Regions from separate parts of the Homo sapiens genome. Here region 2 is linked to region 1. Evidence: read pairs that join two places in POLR2A ChIA-PET (ENCODE). Cell type or tissue: Panc1. All regions are shown on one strand. Links, peaks and the distances in the headings refer to the core of each region. The heading gives the core; the rest is flanking DNA. Region 1 holds the start of LOC124903472 (a long non-coding RNA gene). Region 2 holds the start of BMF (Bcl2 modifying factor).

What was found. ChIA-PET counts read pairs that join two places held together with the same protein. Peaks named below come from ENCODE experiments on the same cell type or tissue, not always from the same donor. Only the 100,000 strongest peaks of a DNase experiment are listed, where the experiment ranks them.
Region 2: POLR2A ChIA-PET joins it to region 1 with 12 read pairs; 2 of 35 experiments call an interaction of 5 or more read pairs at or near these places.

What each region holds. Positions count from the first base shown.
Region 1 is chr15:40,372,729-40,379,434 of GRCh38, forward strand. DISP2 (dispatched RND transporter family member 2) reads left to right here. Exons shown (of 8, transcript NM_033510.3): 8 at 1-5,893. LOC124903472 (a long non-coding RNA gene) reads right to left here and starts at 4,920. Exons shown (of 4, transcript XR_007064597.1): 1 at 2,895-4,920. In Panc1, for the core only: no CTCF peak of the experiment used is centred there; no DNase peak of the experiment used is centred there.
Region 2 is chr15:40,107,202-40,113,907 of GRCh38, forward strand. It overlaps BMF (Bcl2 modifying factor), which reads right to left and starts at 1,678. Exons shown (of 5, transcript NM_001003940.2): 1 at 1,572-1,678; 2 at 1,058-1,185. RefSeq lists silencers at 1, 1,486-1,735 and an enhancer at 281-976. In Panc1, for the core only: no CTCF peak of the experiment used is centred there; a DNase peak (open chromatin) is centred at 1,860; H3K4me3 peaks cover 1,777 bases; H3K27ac peaks cover 585 bases.

The DNA of each region.
Region 1 (6,706 bases), core at 2,729-5,228:
ACAATGAGCCACAGGGAGGTTAAGGGAACTCTTCCTCCCAAGCATGAGCAGAAGACACTTTGCCTGAACATAACCACTGAAATGTTAGAATGCAGAGGGGTGGATGGGTGGGCATGAGGGATCTGAGCACACCCGAGGGCCCTACCTGGGGATTTCCAGGTCATATTCTTGCAGGCTGTGGCCACACAACACTTCAGGAAGGTGAATGAGCCATAGCAGCTGATGCATTGATTAGATTTGTTCTTTATGTTGCCAGGCCCAGAAGAACCCAGCAGTAATCTAAAACATTACCTTATACCTAGAATGGCCCAAACCAACAGCAGGCAATCCACATCAGCAGGAAATCCAGCCTGCCTCTCTAGCCCTGACTTTGGAATGTGGAACTTAAAGCACTTCCTATTTCCTTTGAGTTGCAGCAGATCCTTTGCTTTATTATTATTAGGGGCACTTACAATGAGTGTATGGCCCTGGAGACATGGCTTACAAGCACGCTGTGAGGCGTACAAAAATGAGTCAAAGCACTTATGCTTGCCCTGCAAAATTCAAGAAATGATTTCTCCCCACTCAGACACTCTAATAGAACTACATTAACATTTGGAACTTGAGGTCATTTCCCCTATTTGTGCCACTGATCCTTGAACTCACATTCTGAGTACGAGTATGTATCCTGTATGCTATTAAAATATAACTTGAGGCCGGACATGATGGCTCATGCCTGTAATCCCAGCACTTTGGGAGGCTGAGGCAGGTGGATCACTAGACGTTAGGAGTTTGAGACCAGCCTGGCCAACATGGTGAAACCCCGCCTCTACTAAAAATACAAAAATTAGTTGGGCGTGGTGGGGGATGCCTGTAGTCCTAGCTACCCAGGAGGCTGAGGCAGGAAAATCATTTGAACCCGGGATGCAGAGGTTGAAGTGAGCCGAGATCGTGCCACTGCACTCCAGCCTGGATGACAGAGCAAGACACCGTCTCAAAAAATAAATAAATAAATAAGTCGGGCACGGTGGCTCACGCCTGTAATCCCAGCACTTTGGGAGGCCAAGGCAGGTGGATCATGAGGTCAGGAGATCGAAACCATCCTGGCTAACATGGTGAAACCCCGTCTCTACTAAAAATACAAAAATTAGCCGGGTGTGGTGGCGGGCGCCTGTAGTCCCAGCTACTCGGGAGGCTGAGGCAGGAGAATGATGTGAACCCAGGAGGCAGAGCTTGCAGTAAGCCGAGATTGCGCCACTGCACTCCAGCCTGGGCAACAGAGCGAGACTCCATCTTAAAAAAAAAAAATATATATATATATATATGTAAACTTGATATAGTCTGTTACCATGGGAAAACCATCCTTCCATGGCTGTGGTGATTTGGGGACTTTTAGAGTGACAGTGTTAGACAGACTGATTTTATTGGCTGAATCTTAGATTTTACTGATATATAGCATATCCCATACCATGATATGCGGGCAATATTCCAGCTTGAGACAATTTTTTTTTTTTTTTTTTGAGACAGAGTCTTGCTCTGTCGCCCAGGCTGGAGTGCAGTGGCACAATTTCGGCTCACTGCACTAATTTTTTGTATTTTTAGTAGAGACAGTAGAGTATTTTTAGTGTTAGCCAGGATGGTCTCGATCTCCTGACCTCATGATCCGCCTGCCTCGGCCTCCCAGAGTGCTGGGATTACAGGCATGAGCCACCGCGCCTGGCCGAGACAATTTTTAAAAAGACATTTCTCAAGAGAGTTATAAGCCAAAATTTCCCTAGCCCCCTCCAACTCATTCTGTCCTTCTCCCAGTGCATGTCAGGACAGGGAAGAAGGCTTTAAATCAGATTTTAAGAAAGAGGATACATTGGTTTACAACCTTTGCCTATCGTCCAGAGAGTTTCTGATCTTTTCTTTTTTTTTGAGACGGAGTCTTGCTCTGTCGCCCAGGCTGGAGTGTAGTGGCACGATCTTGGCTCACTGCAAGCTCTGCCTCCCAGGTTCACGCCATTCTCCTGCCCCAGCCTCCCGAGCAGTTGGGACTACAGGCACCTGCCACCACGCCTGGCAAATTTTTTGTATTTTTAGTAAAGACGGGGTTTCATTGTGTTAGCCAGGATGGTTTCGATCTCCTGACCTTGTGATCCGCCCACCTCGGCCTCCCAGAGTGCTGGGATTACAGGTGTGAGCCACTACACCCGGCCCTGATCTTTTCTTTGACGGTGGCAGTATCTCATTTTTTGATAATACACATGGGTAATGGCAAGCTCTTGGGACCCCATGCCAAGCATCAAGATCCCATTTACCTGGTGATAGGAAAGACAGACATTCCTCACCCTTTCTACCCACACCCTTGTTCACAGGGATGACTGTAACTAAGGTCTGCAGGTATTTATGCTTAGGAGAAGAAATCGTAGTTCAATTCACCAGGAATATGAGAAACAAAAGAAAGCCACTATGTGCTATGTAAATGTCTGGCCATCCAAAGCCACCTTATGCAGAGGAACACTGGAAGGGCCTTGATAAATTTCTCATAATTATTATCGGGCCTCTTTGTGATTACTCACATTTTTCTCAATATAGGGGAAAGATCAGCATTTTACCAAATCCACAACCATCAAACAAACAAGAGCTTTAATATTGCTAAAGAAAATCACACAGCTGAGCAGATTGATGTAGATTTGAATTCATGACCACCTATCTTAACTGGACCCTCAGCTCTGCCTAGCTAGTATTCATTCTAGCTACTAGTTTTGATTATTTGTATTGACTCTTTTATATTTTCTCCACCTTCCTCAAATATCTCACCTTCCCCCACCCCTCAGTGGACAAAAAAAAAAAAAAAATTCTTCATGAAGAAAACTGAAGCCTTCAAATAGAAATTTCCTCACCTTCAAGGCACCAAAGCCACAACTTACCTACCCCCGCTCCTGCCTGCTCCTCTCCCCATCCCTTCTGCTACAACGAAGGAAGCAGTAATGGCTCCATCAATGGCTTCTCACACTTGGTGTCAGAGGCCTTCACACGAGGGTTTGCACTCCCCTACAAGGACATGAAGACTTTCTAGAAGGTAGGTGGACACAGATAGTTTTAAAGTAATCAGTTTCCAGAGCCGCCTTCTCCATATGTTCCCCTCCTTATATTGGTGGGCCTAAGAAGCCACAGGCCTGACAGCTGTCCTTCCCAACTTCCACTTTCCCAGTTGCCTCCCCTCCCTCATTCTGAATCCTACTCTGGCTCCTTGCTCTGCGCTGTAAAAAACAAATAAAAGGGCCACTTGAGAATGCTCTGCTTGAGGAAGTCCTTGAAAGAGCAAAGCCTGGAGAGCTTCTTTGAGAAAGTTCACAGGGGCAGCCCTGTGGCTCAGTTCTGTGCCTTCTTCATTTAAGAATTCAAATTCATTGACATGTTATATTGTAAAATATATAAATATATATTAAAAAGGAAAAAATAATAAAAATTTTTAAAAATAATTCAACTTCAGGTGAGACACAGTGGCTCATGCCTATAATCCCAGTGTTTTGAAAGGCTGAAGTGGGAGGATGGCTTGAGGCCAGGAGTTTGAGACCAGCTTGGGCAACATAGCAAGATCCCGTATCTACAAAAAATAATTTTAAAAATTAGCTGGGCATGGGCCGGGCGCGGTGGCTCACGCCTGTAATCCCAGCACTCTGGGAGGCCGAGGCAGGTAGATCATCTGAGGTCAGGAGTTCAACACCAGCCTGGCCAACATGGCAAAACCCTGTCTCTACTAAAAATACAAAAATTAGCCGGGCGTGGTGGAGCATGCCTGTAGTCCCAGCTACTCAGGAGGCTGAGGAAGGACAATCGCTTGAACCCTGGAGGCAGAGGTTGCAGTGAGCCAAGATCATGCCATTGCACTCCAGCCTGGGTGACAGAGCGAGACTACATCTCAAAATAAATAAATAAATAATAAAATAAAAATAAAAATTAGCTGGGCATGGTGATATGCGCCTGTAGACCCAGCTACTCCAGAGGCTGAAGCAAGAGGATCACTTGAACTCTGGAGTTCGAGGTTACAGTGAGCCATAATCACATTATGGCACTCCAGCCTGGCAACAGAGCGAGACCTTAACTCTAAAAAAAGAAATAAAGAAGAATTTAAACTGAAAGTGAGATGGTTGACACAGGATACATATTAACCACATTGATTTGAATGGAAAAATAAAATCAGACTTTTTCTGTTAGAAGGTCAGAATTGGCTCACAGGTTTGACAGAGAGGATAGTCTTTGCAAGTAGGATGTATGGTGGACATTTTCCCTAAAATGGAATAACTTTAATCTGCAGCTCCACAGTTTGAACAAAAACAGACTGAAGGCTGGGCGTGGTGGCTCATGCCTGTAATCCCAACACTTTGGGAGGCCTAGGCGGGCAGATCACGAGGTCAGGAGATCGAGACCATCCTGGCTAACATGGTGAAACCTCATCTCTACTAAAAATACAAAAAAATAGCTGGGCGTGGTGGCGGGCACCTGTAGTCCCAGCTACTCAGGAGGCTGAGGCAGGCGAATGGCGTGAACCCGGGAGGCGGAGCTTGCAGTGAGCCGAGATTGCGCCACTGCACTCCATCCTGGGCAACAGAGTCTCAAAAAAAAAAAAAAAAATTTTTGACTGAAAGTACAGATACAACTTCCCTTTCCAGCCAAGATGGAGGAGCAGGGGCCAAGTTTATCCTCCTGCCTGAAACAACCAACCAAACAGTAAATACATGAAATAATGAGTTTCAAGACACTGGACATGAGGTAACAAAAGACAGTGATCTCTCAGAGGCAAGAAACAAACAAGGAGAACCCCTCGGTTGCCCAGCTTACCGCTTGAGAGGATGTATTTCACGGAGGGAGAACCCAGGCAAAGCAAGTGACTCTGAGGTGAGGGGATAGCTGGGAGTGTGGAGCAGCCAAGCTGGCTAGAGTGCTCAGGACAGGGTACTGGAGAGGAGAAAGGTGGATATATAGAGAATTCTGGGGATCTGCAAAGGGCCCCCCTTGAGTGTTCCACAGAGCATGATTCATCATATAAGTGTAAGGAAACCACTTGAGACAAAGGAAAGGACCACCCAAAACAATGGGCCGGAACAGTAGCCAGAAGTCACACACAGCCTGGACCACGCCTGTCCCCATCAGCCAGATTGGAAAACCTCAAATTTATGGAGCATTGGTCAGAGGTCTCAGAAGGGCCTTGCCTCGTAGTGGGGATTCATTAGCCCTAGTTTAAACATTGCTGGAACCTACCTAACAAATCTCAAAAGCAAGACCTGAATTCAGGAATCAAGCTGTTTCTAAGTAACTGAAGTGTATCCCAGAACAAAACCCAAGAACATTAACAGAAATCCAAAATTAACGAGCACCCAAAAATGTAAAATTCACAATGGCTGGTTTTCCAATAAAAAATTACCAGTCATGCAAACTATAACCCATCATAAGGAGAAAAATCAGTTGAAACCACTACAGCTGACACCTATGTGAGAATTAGACAAGGACACTAAAAGAATTATTATAACTGTATTCCATATGTACTAAGTAGAGACTAGGAAGATATTTTTAAATACCCACTTTGAATTTTAGAGACGAAAACTAAAATGTCTGAGATGATGGGGTGGGTGGGGTAGGCAGAAAGAGGAGGATGGGAAGAAGTACCAAGGGGAAGGAGGAATGATTTGGGGATGACGGCTGTGTTTATTATCTTAATTGTGGTGATGGTTTCACAGGTATATGTAATTTCTAAACTTATCAAATTGTACACTTAAAATATGTGGTCTATGGAATGTTAATTATATCTCAATAAAGCTGTTAAAATTGTACTGAAACAAAACCATTGGGGGAAACTGGGTAAAGAGTCCAAAGGACCTCCCTATACTATCATTGTAACTTCCTGTCAATTATAACGATTCCAAAATAAAGAATTTAAAAGTGTTTTTAAAATTAAAAAAAAAAAGTCTGAGATGGAAAATCACTGAATGGAATTAACAACAGTTTAGACGTTGCAGAAAAAACAGTAGTGCACTTGAAGACATAACAATAGAAATTATCCAAAAAACACCAAGAGAAAGAATTTTAGAAATGAATACAAAGGGCTAGGCGCAGTGGCTCATGCCTGTAATCCCAACACTTTGGGAGGCTGAGGCGGGCGGATCACCTGAGGTCAGGAGTTCGAGACCACCCTGGCCAACATGGTGAAACCCTGTCTCTGCTAAAAATACAAAAATTAGCCTGGTGTGGTGGTGCATGCCTGTAATCCCAGCTACTCAGGAGGCTGAGGCAGGAGAATCGCTTGAGTACGGGAGACAGAGGTTGCAATGAGCCGAGATGGCACCACTGCACTCCAGCCTGGGCAAAAGAATGAGACTCCATCTCAAAAAAAAAAAAAAAAAGAAAAAAGAAAAGAATACAAAGTATACACAATGTGACCAGGTGGGTGGCTCATGCCTGTAATCTCAGCACTTTGGGAGGCCAAGGTGGGAGAATCAGTTGAGGCCAGGAGCTCCCGACCAGCCTGGGCAACATAGCAAGACTTCATCTCCACAAAAAAATTTTAAAATTAGCCAGGCATGGTGGCACGTGCCTATAGCCCCAACTACTTGGGACGCTGAGGCAGGAAGATCGCTTGAGCCCAAGAGTTGAAGGCTGCAGTGAGCTATGATCGCACAACTGCACTCCAGCCTGGGAAACCAAGCGAGACCGTATCTCAAAAAAAAAGAAAAAAAGTATA
Region 2 (6,706 bases), core at 849-3,348, 270 kb before region 1:
GAACAGCTAAGGATAAAAAGAGATGAATTTCATTCTTGTCAGACTCAATTAGAGATTCCTGGGGGTTCTGTCCCCTAGTCTCTTGCCTTTGAAGAACAAGCCAAATGGTCTATGGATTGGTGAAGTAGCTAAAAGAATCTCAGTTCAATTCAGAATGCTGCCTTTGCCAAACACAAGCTGTGAGCTGCTTGCTTGGGCCCTGCCTTCGTCCCATCCCATCCCTGTCCCTGAGCTGTCTATGGTCCTGTCTGTGCCCTCTTCCCTGGAGAATGAGGAGATGCCTGCTAGGATGGCAAGCAGCCACGTGGTGTTCTTTGGACCGTGTTTCCCAAGTGTGTGTGTGTGTGTGTGTGTGTGTGTGTGTGTGTGTGTGTATGGGGAGGGGGGTGAGGTGGTGCACTCCAGCTTATTAACAACAGGAAACAAAATTTCCTGATGAAAGGACCAAGTGCTGTCCCGCCAGTCACCTGGCAGGGGCTCCCCTCCAGCTCTCCAACCTCCTCTTCTCAGGCTAGCAATCTTGACCTAAGAAGGGGCCCTCAAAGCCAATCACCAGCACGAGTCATTGTCTTGGTTTTTCCTTTGAAGCCTATCACCTTCCCCTCCCCCTCCCAGCAAAGCCCCAAAGTTCAACCTTTGCCTGGACTGGACAGTGGGGGAGGTGCAGCCAGAAGGTGTGGCTCTGCAAGCCCCAGGGACCCCTCTCACGCTCCACAAACTGTAGGTGGCTTGCCTGTAGGTGGGCGCCTCTGGAGGGGTGCTGGCCAAGGTCAAGGGTAAACTAAGAGAGGGTGAAATTTTTCTCCTGAGCTTAAGAGGTGATGTCCAGAGCGGTGGGAGGAGGAGGGCACTTCCTGAGAACAGGGCCAGGGAATGCTTTATTCCTAGCAAAGGAACTCAAGCCCCGCTGCAGCCATCCCAACCCCTAAGGGCTGGAAGAGGGATGCTGAACTTAGACTCCTCCTCCTCTTAGGAGAAGGCAGTAGTCAGACACCCAGATCCTCGACAGTGACTAGGAACACACACACACACACACACACACACACACACCCCAGACCTGGGTGACTCCAGGAGAGAGTCTCGGCCTCCGAGTCGTGATGCCAGGGCTCCGCGCCAGGGTCCAGCGTGACGAGCACTCGGGGGCTGGACGCCCAGACTCGATTGGGAAGGAGGGAAAAAGCCCAGCTGTTAAGGAGAGGAGCCTTCAGACTCCGCAGAGAGGCAGGATGCCCCACAGCTCCTGTCCTATCCCAAAGTCAGACCCAGAGGCTGGGCCGTTCTCGGGCGCCCAGGTCTGCTCAGCAGTGCACCCCAGGTTCCCCTGCCTACCTGGACCCAACTCCTTCGAGTCCCAAATGCTACCCCCAAGTTCCCTCTTGGAGCAGCGCACCCAACTGTGGGTTCTGCACCCCGTTCCCTCACCCCAGCGCCCCAGTTCTTCATGGTCACCCCAGACGTCCGCAGCCCAAACCCTTCCCGGGCCCCCGTGCGCAGCGCGACTCCGCTCCCCACTTCCCCAAGGAGCTGCGATCCAACTCCGCCCGGCCCCCGGCGGCCACCCGGGCGCTCACCGGGCTGCGGCAGGAGGCGGGAGGCGCAGGCAGGGGCGGCGGCGGCGGCGGGCACAGGCCGGGGCGGGAGGAGGCCACTCCGCACGGTGCGGTATTGTTTCCAAAATACGCCTGCTCGGGGCATCCCGCAAACAGCTGATGAGGCCCCGCCCCCCTGCGCGTCACGCCGAGGACTGACCAATGGCGAGTGAAGCGCCAAGTCCCGGGCTGGGCCGCTGCCAGGGACGGTCACGAATGTACGAACCTTCCCATGGAAACATTGCAAGGGGCCGAGCAAAATTCCGACCGTCGCCAGAAGCGCAGTCGGAGCGCCGTCGCCAGTGCGGATTCTGTCCCTAACACAGGCTCTGGAAGCGCCAGAGAGTCCCTGAATCCTCTGTATTAGGTGTGGGAGAGGGGGCGCCAAAGTAACTTTTGTCTTCTTTTTCACGGCAATGGGCAGAATAATTGCTGCGCGTCCACAAAGGGAGGGGGGAAGGAGGCGGGGAGTTTTTTTATGAGGCTGGTGCGTCCAGTGGGTGCAGGGTGCAGGGTGCGGGTCCCTATGGGATCCCAGCCTCAGGGGAAAGCTCCCTCCCGCCTGCCGAGCAGGTCGGAAGAAAACTGCAGCTCCAAAGCTGAAGGTGTGTTTGAAACAAACACATCCAGGGGAGCCCTTAGGTCCTCTTCTTGACTGGGCGTGGGCACTGGCAAAATAAGCACCTGGCTGAGAAGCGGAGCGCTCAAGAAGGCCGGGGCTGCTTGAGCGGTTGACACATATCTCGCATATGGCAGCATTTAGAGACTGTGCTGGTGCTGCCAGGAGAGCAGCATGTCCTGCAGACCGCGTAAGGGAGTCTATGGGCTACTTCACAGGCATTTACCGAGCACCTACTCTGTGCCAGATATTGGGCTGAGTGCCAGAAACCTGGCGTCTGCCCTCAAGGAGCTTACAGTCTACTAGGAGAGGTAGCCCTGAAAATAGTGAAAAGTTATTGGAATTGTATTCATTCCAAGGATAATGACTATTGAGGAATGCAGAAAAATTCAGAATACAAAGGCTGGAGAAGGCCTCAGGGAGACAGCTTTTAAATTGAATGGGAAATATTTTTCAATAAGGAAAACCAGATGCACATGTCTCACGCCTGTAATCCCAACACTTTGGGAGGCCGAGGCGGGTGGTTCACTTGAGCTCAGTGGTTGGAGACCAGCCTGGCCAACACGGGAAACCCTGTCTCTACTAAAAATACAAAAATCAGGCGGGCGTGGTGGCGCATGCCTGTAATCCCAGCTACTTGGGAGGCTGAGGTAGGAGAATTGCTTGAACCTAGGAGGTGAAGGTTGCAGTGGGCGGAGATAGCGCCACCGCACTCCAGCCTGGGCGACAATGAGACTCCGTCTCAAAAAAATAAAAATAAAATAAAATAAAAAAGAATAGCCCAGGCCTAAGGGTAGCAGACTGAAGTGCTGAGCTGGAGAGCTTACCTGTGCAGGGAGCAGAGGGAGGCTTGGTGACTGGATCATTGGGTGCACACTGAGATTTACGAACGGTAGGCATGGGCAGGTGGGTTCAGGTCAGACTACAGAGGTGTCCCTGGAATGCCAGACTGAAGAATCTGTATTTTATAAAGGGGAGGCAGCAAAGATTTTATTGGAGATGAGTGACTTGACCAAGCCTGAGTTTTAGGAAAGATAAAATGATGAGTCCAGAGAGCAGTGAGAGGGAGCCAGTCCTGCAACAACCCTGACCCACCAGGGGCAGTAGGGCTCAGCAGTGCTCTGACCACCGAGCTGCTCTCTGGGTTGTAAACTTAGATTTAAGTTCAGTGGAGCTGGGACCTTCAGCCCAATAGAGCCTGAAGTCTCCTTGTACCTTTTTCCCATCATTCTTTCCTTTGCTCCCTCAGAAGTCACCTGAAACAGAATGAACCAGCCATATTGAGGGCTGTGGTTGCTAGAATAGAAAAATACTGTCTCCAAAGGACAAAGAGGGAAAAGGGAAAGAGTGGGGAGTCAAGGTTAGCCAGTAGCACAGTCCCCCGAAATTGATAGATTTCCAGCAAAAGGCACTAAGCCAAAAGGAGGTATATTATTTTACCCAGAGGCTTGGCCAAAAGTGCATGTCTGAGCTGGTCAGAGTGACCTTGCACTCCTGCTACATGTAGGGAGATACAGAAACCAAACCTAGCCTCTGTGAAGGGCACCGGCAGCCCTCCGTGATTTCCAATGCACCGACTCCCTTCCGCTCCTTCCTTCCATCCTTCTCTTCTCATTTGCTTTCCTATCAGACCAGTGTCTCAGGCTGGCCAGTGGTGCCCCTGAGCATTCCTTCGGTTCAAGAGTGAAACTCAAGGCCACAGCAGCTCTGAATCTGCCCTCTGGGACAGCACAGGCCCTGAGGGCTGGGGCCATCGTAGCTCTCCTGACCCACCTGAGATGCTAAAGCTCTGTGTGCTTCATCACAGCCCTGCATGGTAAAATTGGGTCCACAAGGCAAAGAAGCTGAGAGAATGGGTTCTTTTTGTTTGTTTTGAGACAAGGTCTTGCTCTGTTTCCCAGGCTGCAGTGCAGTGGTGCAAACACAGCTTATTGCAGCCTCAATCTCCCAGGCTCAAGTGATCCTCCCACCTCGGCCTCCCAAGTAGCTGGGACTGCAGGTGTGCACCACCACAGCCAGCTACTTTTTAAATTTTTTATTTTTGTACAGACAGGGTCTCACTATGTTGCCCAGGCTGGTCTTGAACTCCTGGCCTCGAGCACTCCTCCCACCTCGGCCTCCTAAAGTGCTGTGATTATAGGCATGAGCCACCGCACCCAGCCAAGAATGGGATATTGATATGGGATCTATGTACTCATCAGGCTCATCAGAGTCCTGAGCTTTAGGGTTTATGAACCCCTGAAACTGGCTAAACTGTGTTTGTGGGTACACACAAACATTTTTGTGAGTGGGGTGGATCCATAGCTTACAACAGTTTCATAAAGTGGTCTGTGGCCCTATAAAGGTTTCAGAAAATCGTCATTGTGACAGAACTGGGCTGAGGAACAGGAGGGAGTATCTCAGGGGGTCTGGCAGTTTGCAAGATATGGGGAGGGTCACATCACTATTGATATTTATTTTAAGACCTCTCTCCCAGGTCTTCACAGCCTGCTCCCTCAGGCTGGTTCTGAAAGACACCTGTGGCTTTGCCTCCTGCGCTCTCAGTCTCTAAGGTCAAGCAGCAAGGGGCCCAGCCTTCTGAGCTAGAGGGACCAGAGAAGGACTGTCAGGGATAAAGGGGTCAGGGAGGTCAGGAGCCTCACCCCCACCTCTCATCACTGTCAAAGCAGACTCCTCCCTCTATGCCCTTTTCCCCCTTTCAGCACTGCATGGACTCAGCAGTATCAGGACCTGCTGTGCTGCAGATCTGGGCTCTGAGCCCCCTGACCAATAGCAGCACCCTGGGAACAGATGAACCCTGAGCTTTTGACTGGGCTCGGAGCAAATACACAGTGCAGTCACAGCAACCTCTATTTTGGAGAATTTCCTTTCTCTCATTCTCTTCCTGCACCTTGTCTCAATTTGTTTTCTCCTCTGCTAACTGATGCTGGCTCTGGGAGAAGGGTCCCCAGAGAAAGGCATCAGCACGGAGGCTGATAGGGAGGAGGGCCTTCCCTGACAATCTTGGAGGGATACAGAGTTAAGGGGAGGCTGCTCTCAACCAGAGAGAAAACCCAGCTCCTGTAGAAAGCGGGCAGGAGCCCTCTCCATTGTCTCACCTGGCTATAGGATTTCTCTCTGAGACAAGAAATGGCTCTAAAACTCCAGTAACTGGATCACTGGAAAGGGCGGTTTTTAAAAAACCAGCTGACAGCTGAATAATAGGAATTACCAGGCAGGCTGCCCTGGGGTTACTGAGGTTTGTAACTCAACCCCCAGGGAGGGGTTAGATGGGAAACTGATTTATGGGTAAGGTTGGGGTCTTGCTGGGGGAGCACATGGTGCCTGACCCCCTTAACTACTTCCAGAAGAGCTCATATATGTAAGAAAGACCAGGGATCTGCAAGACGTGGGTGTCCTTCCCTTGCCGGACTTGCCCTATCAAAGGGACTTTATCTGTTATCCGTCTGTCTGCAAAGGATAGTTCCTCTCTTCTGAGTTGTAGAGAGTGTGTGTTTGTGCGCACGAATGTGTGTGCATGTGTGTATGCGTGTGTGTGCGCGTGTGTGTGCGTGGGTAGGTGTGCGTGCATGTGTGTGCACGTGTGTGTGCGCTGGTAGGTGTTTGTGGGCGTGTGTGCACGCGTGTGCGTGGGTGTGTGTGTATGCGTGTGTGCGGGTGCACACACACGTATGGCGGGGGTGCGCGCACGTGTGTGTGTGTGTGTGCGCCAGAACAGACAGATTGGCTTCTACTAACTGGGCAAGTTAAGAAATTTGATTGCCTAGTCAATGAGCTCACTTCTTGCCAATTGCTGATTCAGAGGGATTCAAATAGAAAAAGCAGGTACTCTACTCAAGAGAAAGCATCTGGGAATTCAGAGACCTGGATGTAAAGGGAAATACAGAAACTAAGGACTAAAGCTGGCATGCTACCCTCTGGGAAAGCTTGGAAGATAAGATGTGAAGTCCAAGATCCCATGAAGTATGACAACAGCATATGTTCAGTTTCATTTGGGGGGACTACTCGGTAAATATTTGTTGAATGAGTAAATGAATGTATATTCACACGTTTAAAAAGTACAAGTAGTTCTGTATTAGGAAGTGGGAAGAAAGCTACAGTGGGGGATTCCCGATAAATGTCCTGTCTACATTGGCTTTGCCATTTAGGATGCCTGGTCTTATCTTAGTTTCTTTTTTTTTTCTTTTTAAAAAATTATTTAATAGAGATGGGGGTCCGCCTGTGTTGCCCAGGCTAATTTCAAACTCCTGACCTCAAGCGATCCTCCCACCTCAGCCTCTTGAGTAGCTGGGATTACAGGTGCAAGCCACTGCACCCAGCTTATCTGACTGAGTTTCTTCTCACCAGCGAGATGATCCTCCAAGAAGACAAGGGTGATGCCATCTACTCCTTGATACCCTCCGACTGCTCTGCTCCAGGCTTGGCACATGAGTCACTCACTAAGTCTTTGGAGACAAATTTACTGGAAAAACTATGAGCCAGGCCCTCAGGGCAGTAT